2 separate regions of the Homo sapiens genome follow, and region 1 is linked to region 2. Evidence: chromatin contacts called from ENCODE Hi-C or POLR2A ChIA-PET data. All regions are on one chromosome and are shown on one strand. The core of a region is the stretch at or near the end of the contact, and the rest is flanking DNA. Distances in the headings are between cores, read along the strand shown.

Region 1 (3,375 bases), core at 605-3,104, 71 kb before region 2:
TGTATTGGAAAATTGAGCACTTAAAAATCTAAACTCATTTGACGATACGCATCTTCTCTCTTATTGTCTTCTAAGTGAAAACTGTACGGAAATCATACATGATTAAGCTGAAGAAGTAAATTGTAATAATTTCTAATCCATTATTTTACATTAATTTTTAAATAATAGTTTGTTTGTTTGTTTGTTTATTTTGAGACAGAGTCTCGCTCTGTTGCCCAGGCTGAGGTGCAGTGGCGCAATCTCGGCGCAATCTCTGCTCAGTGCCACCTCCACCTCCTGGGTTCAAGTGATTCTCCTGCCTCAGCCTCCCGAGTAGTCTGGACTACAGGCGCGTTCCATCATGCCTGGCTAATTTTTTGTATTTTTAGTAGAGATAGGATTTCACCATGTTAGCCAGGATGGTCTCCATCTCCTGACCTCGTGATCCGCCCACCTCGGCTTCCCAAAGTGCTGAGATTACAGGCATAATTTGCTTATTTTCAAAAGAAAACGACAAAATAACTGTCATTTTTAATATCAATTGTATAAATCAGTATTTTATTAATAAACGGTTCTGGCATTCTTGCATTTCCTTTAGTTTTATTGTGTCCTTGTAATTCGATTGCAACCTTTAAACATCTCTCTGTATTTACCAGAAGATTATTTGATTAGTTAATAAAATATTTTCTAACAGGAGCTGTTTTTGGCAGGGAGGTATTATTTTTATCTTTGCTCATATATTTCACACTGGTAATCATGTGTAACAATTTTGAGACTAAACTATTGAAAGTCATTCTTTAGCAAATAAAGTAAAATCTCTTTTTAATTGATTCTTAATCATTAAAATAATTTTCAAAATATTTTCAAGGAATATGTCCAACTTCGATTCACTGTAAATAAATGAGATTTAGCTAATATACTAATGCATGTTACTTCTAATTTAATTAGATTAAAAATAGAATTCATCTAACAGTCTATATACTTAAATATATTCAAGCAAAGTGTTTTACTTAAATTAGTATAAAGTATGAAGTTTCTTATTTCCTAAGCCAATCTTCAATTCCAAATTACTGATTGAGTTCTAGCTCATGTATATAACTTCTCGTATACTCCAGGGAGCCACAGTTTAATCTTATTGACAATTTCTTTGTTTGAGATTTTATGTATATGTGTATACCTATATATACACACACATACATATGTACATATATGCATATGTGTACACGCTATATGTTCATATTTGGTATTTAATTTATAGAATAAATATTTTAAAGGTTATAAAGTTGTGATTAGATCTCTAAATAGATACTATGTATCTTTACTTAAGGATAAAGCGTATGCAGGAGAAAAATTTTCCAAGATTTGAAATGGTCATAGCTGAAAGGCCAATTTACATGTAATCCTGTTAAATTGGTCCTCACCCTCAGAAAGTTAAGAAGCGTTTGAAAAAAGATGCATTCTCTAAACTTCGAGTATTTTACAGGCATAGAATTTTAAAGCTGACACATAGTGAACATTGCACTATTAGGATGAGCCACTTTTTAGGGAAGGGAGTTTAATCACCAGAGAGCATAATTCTGGGAACTCTTGAAGATCAGAAGACTGTAACTTTTAGCTTTAGTAATTTAGAGTTAAAAAGAACATGAAGTTTCTTTTTGGATGGCATGAACTAATACTGGTATGCCTGGTTCATCCAGAAGCAGTTAGAACATGTCTTTCCAGGTCTCGGAAGTAGAAGGGACTGCAGGTTTGCTGAGTCATAACACCATATGGCATAATAGCAGGGCTCCTTGAAGAGCGAGTCACCTCGTGAAGACTTTGTGGGAGGTCGAAACCTTTGGAGAATCTGAAGGCTCAGCTTGAAAGGGAAGAGTGACATTGTGTCATCAAGAGATAAATGAAGAGTATGTTTGATAAAGAGTTCAGCTGACTGGTGTTTTACTTTACTTGTAAGAAAGAGGGCTCACTCAGATACAACCTCCAAATGAAGTCAATGGATGTTCACTAAGAAAAAACAGCTCTAGAATGAAACACTCAGCCTTCTTTTGCAGGCTTGTAGTCTTTTTCAGCACTTTAAAAGTACTGACAACGGTGCCTCTTGTTTTAAAGAAATTGGCAAATGAGAGAGAAGCCTCCTCTCAGCCTCCTCTTGATTTTTTATAAGAGACTTCAGTTTTAAAGAATCTTGGACTTTCCAAAATGGGCTATTTTTAATTTTATAACAATGCTCAAGCCTAGGGAGAGGAGGAGCTAAGAATTTTTGAAATGCCATTGGAAATAATTCCAGCCCTAATTAATCTCTTTTTGGCATCAAGAGAAAGAAATTGTGAATATTTATTCTAAGAGAATAATTTAAAGTACTGGTACCAAGATTAGACCCCGTTTAACAATAATATAATATAAAATAAACTTGAAAAACTCCGGGAAAGCTATGAAAAGTTTATTTTATTTTATTTTTTAATTTAATTTTATTTATTTTCAATACTGCTCCTCCTGTAAATGAAAAATTTTAAAGGCTAGAAGGCTAGACATAAGTTACATGAAACAATCAACAAGGTTTAGTGATTTTTTGGCATTTGGTAACAACCAGCAGCTGTGGTTTTTTTGAGGTTAAAATGGTCACCAGCCACAGCTGTGTGCTTTTTTTCCCACTGCTTCCTTTTGACGGGTTGCTGGGCAGATATTCCTCAGGTCCAGGTTAAAGAGCTCAGAGCACAGAGGAAATCAAAATCTTCTCCTGGATCCTGCGTGTCATGCCCCCTCTGGCACCTGGTGAGTTTCTAAATGCCTGAGCACCTTTTTGGTTTACTGGGTATTTGTGCAGCTCAAATTCCCTCCTGCCGCTCCCCAACACATACACTTAGGGCCAAAGCAACATACCAATTTGCAGTGATTCATTGCAGAATGTTAAATGCTTTTTCCACTATTGAGGTACATCAGAAGTGGTATTGATTTGTTTATATGGTAAAGAAACTAAGCATAATTAACTCTTGATTATCCACGTTGCACACTATTAACAACAGAGCTGTGGATCTTTGCGGCAGTCTCAGGAATCTTGAGATTTTCCTGAGGTTACCTAGTTAGTGGTTTTATACTTAATCTGGTATTTGTATGATTCAGATTCCCTTGTTTTCCTACCACCCTTTCTAAGAAAGCAAAAAGTAGTCTCCAAAATCCTTAAGCAATTGATGGCAAAGCCTTTGAAACTGGCCTATGGGGGTTGGCTTCCAGCTCTGCCACTTATTAGCCATGGGACCTTGGAAACCCATGTAAATTCAATTTCTTCCTTTTCCTTCTCTGCAAAATACCTATTAATATTGTTGTCAGCCGGGAGCGGTGGCTCACGCCTGTAATCCCAGCACTTGGGGAGGCTGAGGAGGGCGGATCACCTGAGGT
Region 2 (3,208 bases), core at 701-3,200:
CCTGAAGGGGTTGGAACAGGCTGGGCCCTACTGTCCCTCAACACTAATCAACCAAAGGTTCTTCCAGGGAAGAACCCCACACTGAGAAGAAACTAAGAATCTAAATTAAGCAGGAAATGGGGAAAGAAGTGGATTAAATTGTGGGAATAAAATGGAATATTTCATAAGAACAACAGAAGAGGAAGTTATTAATAGAAAATATACAAAATCATGGTTCCTTTCTAAGGAACTAACTTCTAAGCTAATGAATTTCCTGTGAAAATGAGCCTCAGAAATAACTGAGGTTAAATATCATTCAGAGTTATTATAATAGCAAAATAATAAGCAAAATAACCTCTTTATAGACAATTAAAGCCCACAAAGCAGAGGAAAACTATATCCTAATGTTTTAAAATTAGCCAAAGTCATTAACACAATAACCTGCCATGTGAAAGAACATCATAAACCAGAATTATGAAAACTCAGAAATTAGTCAATAACACAATAAATAACCCCCTGAACAAATGAAAGAACAAACAAACAACACCATTTCAAAAATAAAGACTAGACCAAAATGGGCACAAAGGAGAATAAAAATTATATAAAGCTACAAGGAATACAGAAAATGTCATAGGGGAAATACAGCGTGAAAATGAGATAGAAGTTTCAAATAAAAGGAAGTTAACGGCTACATGCTCTATGATTCATTTTTATGAAATCCGGAAAAAGGTAAATTTACAGAAAAAATGGATCAGTAGTTTCTGTGGGGCTGAGGGCAAAAAAAGGGTTTGACTACAAGGGAGAAATAGGAGAAAACGTTTTCAAGCTATGAAGCTTTTCTGTGCCTCAGTTATGGTGAAATTTACATGATGGTATACATTCTTCAAGACACACAGGATTGTATACCAAATATGGTGAACTTTATAGTATATAAACATGTAAGTGAATGCAAAAAGAAATTAGGATCAAAATTAGAATGACTTTTAAAAAAACAGCAAATGATGAAGACAGGGAAAGAACATCCAACATAGATAGAATGATATTTTACATGAAAGAAAAACCAAAGCAAGGGAATGGAACAATTATTAAAAACTATATTTCAAGATATTCCTGAAATCTTAAAAAAATTAAGATTTGAAACTGCGTATTAATGAGGTAAACAACATAACTGGGAAAAAATTTAAAGCATAGTAGCCAATACTGACATATTCTATTAATAGTAAGATTATTAGACTTAAAAAATCCCTTGCACAGGCCAGGCTCAGTGGCTCACACCTGTAATCCCAACACTTTCGGGGGCTGAAGCCAATGAATCACGAGGTCAGGAGTTGGAGACCAACCGGGCCAACATGGTGAAGCCCTGTCTCTACTAAAAATATAAAAATTAGCCAAGTGTGGTGGCACACGCCTGTAATCCCAGCTACTTAGAAGGCTGAGACAGGAGAATCATTTGAACCCGGGAGGCGGAGGTTGCAGTGAGCCGAGATCGTGCCACTGCGCTCCACCCTAGGACAGAGCGAGACTCTGTCTTTAAAAAAAAAAAAAAATCCCTTGCACATAAAAAAAAAAACCGAATAACTTATATAATAGAAGAAAGAAAAATCTGATTGTCTTCAGATATTATATAGCAATTTTTAGACCAAAAGGAAATTTTATATATAAATACATCTCGACACATTGATATAAATAAATAATTGAATAAATAAACAAATGAAAGAGAAGAGACAAGTCTTCCTTACGGAAGAATTCCTAATAATTTATGTAGCTCTTACCCTATAGGAGATAAAGTTCAATTTTCCCTGCTCCTTGAGTGTGGGCTGAACTTAATGAGTTGCTTCTAAGGAATACGGAAAGATGGAGGAAAAAGTAATTTTATAGTAGAGACTCCTGGGAAAAACTGCCTTGGCCAAATGAATAAGGTTAATATCATCAGCTATGAGTCATGGTGATAGCATTGTTTTCCCTGATGTGATATGAAAAGGTCATTGCTCCTGTGGGGTCTTCCGTTCAAACCCATGATCCAGACTGATTATGAGAAAACATAAGACAAATACAAATTGAGGGACATTTCACAAAATACCTGATGAGTACTCCTCAAAACTATGAAGTCATGAAAAATAAGCAAACACTGAGAAATTGTCATAGACCAGAGAAGTCTAAACAGATGTGACAAATAGAAACAATGGGTCATCCTAGATTAAATTCTAGAATTGAACAAGGCCATGACTGGAAAAAATATTGAAATTTTTGAAAAAGTCTGGAGTTTAGTTAACAGTAATATACTAATGTTGGTTTCTTATTTTTGGCAAATGTATTATGGTTATGCAATATGTTAACAATAGGGGAAATGGGTGAAAGTAATACAGAAATTCTCTATACCATCTGTGCAATTTTTCTGAAAATCTAAATATTATTTCAAAATAAAAAGTTTATTTTTACAAAATGGGGAGCAAATGGAGAGAACGCATGCAAAACATTTTAAACTGTTTTCAATACTCACACTGCTGGATGTATTGGTATGTAATTCTAAAAATGTCTTCTGTGTAATGTGTGATAAAGCAGGTGAAAAAACAATACAATTCTGTTGTCTCCAGTGTATATGAGAAGCAGGAATCTTAGTGTGAAGAAAAGAAGATATAGATATAAGATAAAAAGGTTGATAAACTCATTTGAATTGGAAATAGTATGAATTCAAGAGATATGAGTGATAATAGTCATCACTTCCTATTTACAATTTCAACAGGAAATTGTTTTGTGATTCATTATTTATGATAACCCTTTCCATTGTGCTTGGTCATTTCACCTTCATCATGTTAAGGAATCTATTCATGTTTCCTCAGATTTACATACATTAGGACCAGCTATTAATTTTATCATGCCTTTTCCTTAATTGGTTCATTCATATGGTTCTTCTCCATTAATTCCTTTTCTTTTTTTTTTTTTGTTTGTGCTCTGCTAAATCTATAAATTTTTTGATGTAATAAACTATATTGATATATATTCTGGTACTGAGTCACTATGGCATGCCTGCCTGCTCAAATTGTATTTTCTTTTGATACATTGCTGGATTGCTTCCTAAAAAGAATTGGAATGTTTTTATTGTTTTTCTGTCACTTGGAATAATTTCAATTACAGTAGAATTAATCAGTTTTAAATAACTCATGCTATTGTGATAAAACTCATATTACTATGAATCCATCTGTTGCTGATGCCTTCTCCAGTGATTATT

What was found. A loop is a pair of places that touch in the nucleus more often than their neighbours do. ChIA-PET counts read pairs that join two places held with the same protein, here RNA polymerase II (POLR2A). Pooled maps may share reads with other maps.
Region 1: a map of A673 shows a loop between it and region 2 (2.8-fold over the local background). The contact joins two enhancer-like sites. A Hi-C loop is called at or near these places in 7 of 168 maps with a recorded cell type or tissue (A673, Caco-2, Calu3 and 4 more), 1 of 37 single-sample maps with no recorded cell type and 4 of 50 pooled maps. POLR2A ChIA-PET finds 5 or more read pairs at or near these places in 1 of 52 experiments (A549).

Annotation. Positions count from the first base shown.
Region 1 is chr3:151,835,655-151,839,029 of GRCh38, reverse strand. The region is part of intron 1 of AADACL2-AS1 (AADACL2 antisense RNA 1); the gene reads left to right. Among named protein-coding and RNA genes, the nearest start is that of AADAC, 23 kb to the right of the region's middle. Within about 2 kb of position 1,854, at least 6 of the 41 ENCODE cell types and tissues checked have a DNase peak (open chromatin) inside an H3K27ac peak, as active enhancers do; they include A673 and PC-3, where a contact is called at or near this core.
Region 2 is chr3:151,765,398-151,768,605 of GRCh38, reverse strand. The region is part of intron 2 of AADACL2-AS1 (AADACL2 antisense RNA 1); the gene reads left to right. Among named protein-coding and RNA genes, the nearest start is that of AADACL2, 33 kb to the right of the region's middle. Within about 2 kb of position 1,950, at least 4 of the 41 ENCODE cell types and tissues checked have a DNase peak (open chromatin) inside an H3K27ac peak, as active enhancers do; they include A673 and PC-3, where a contact is called at or near this core.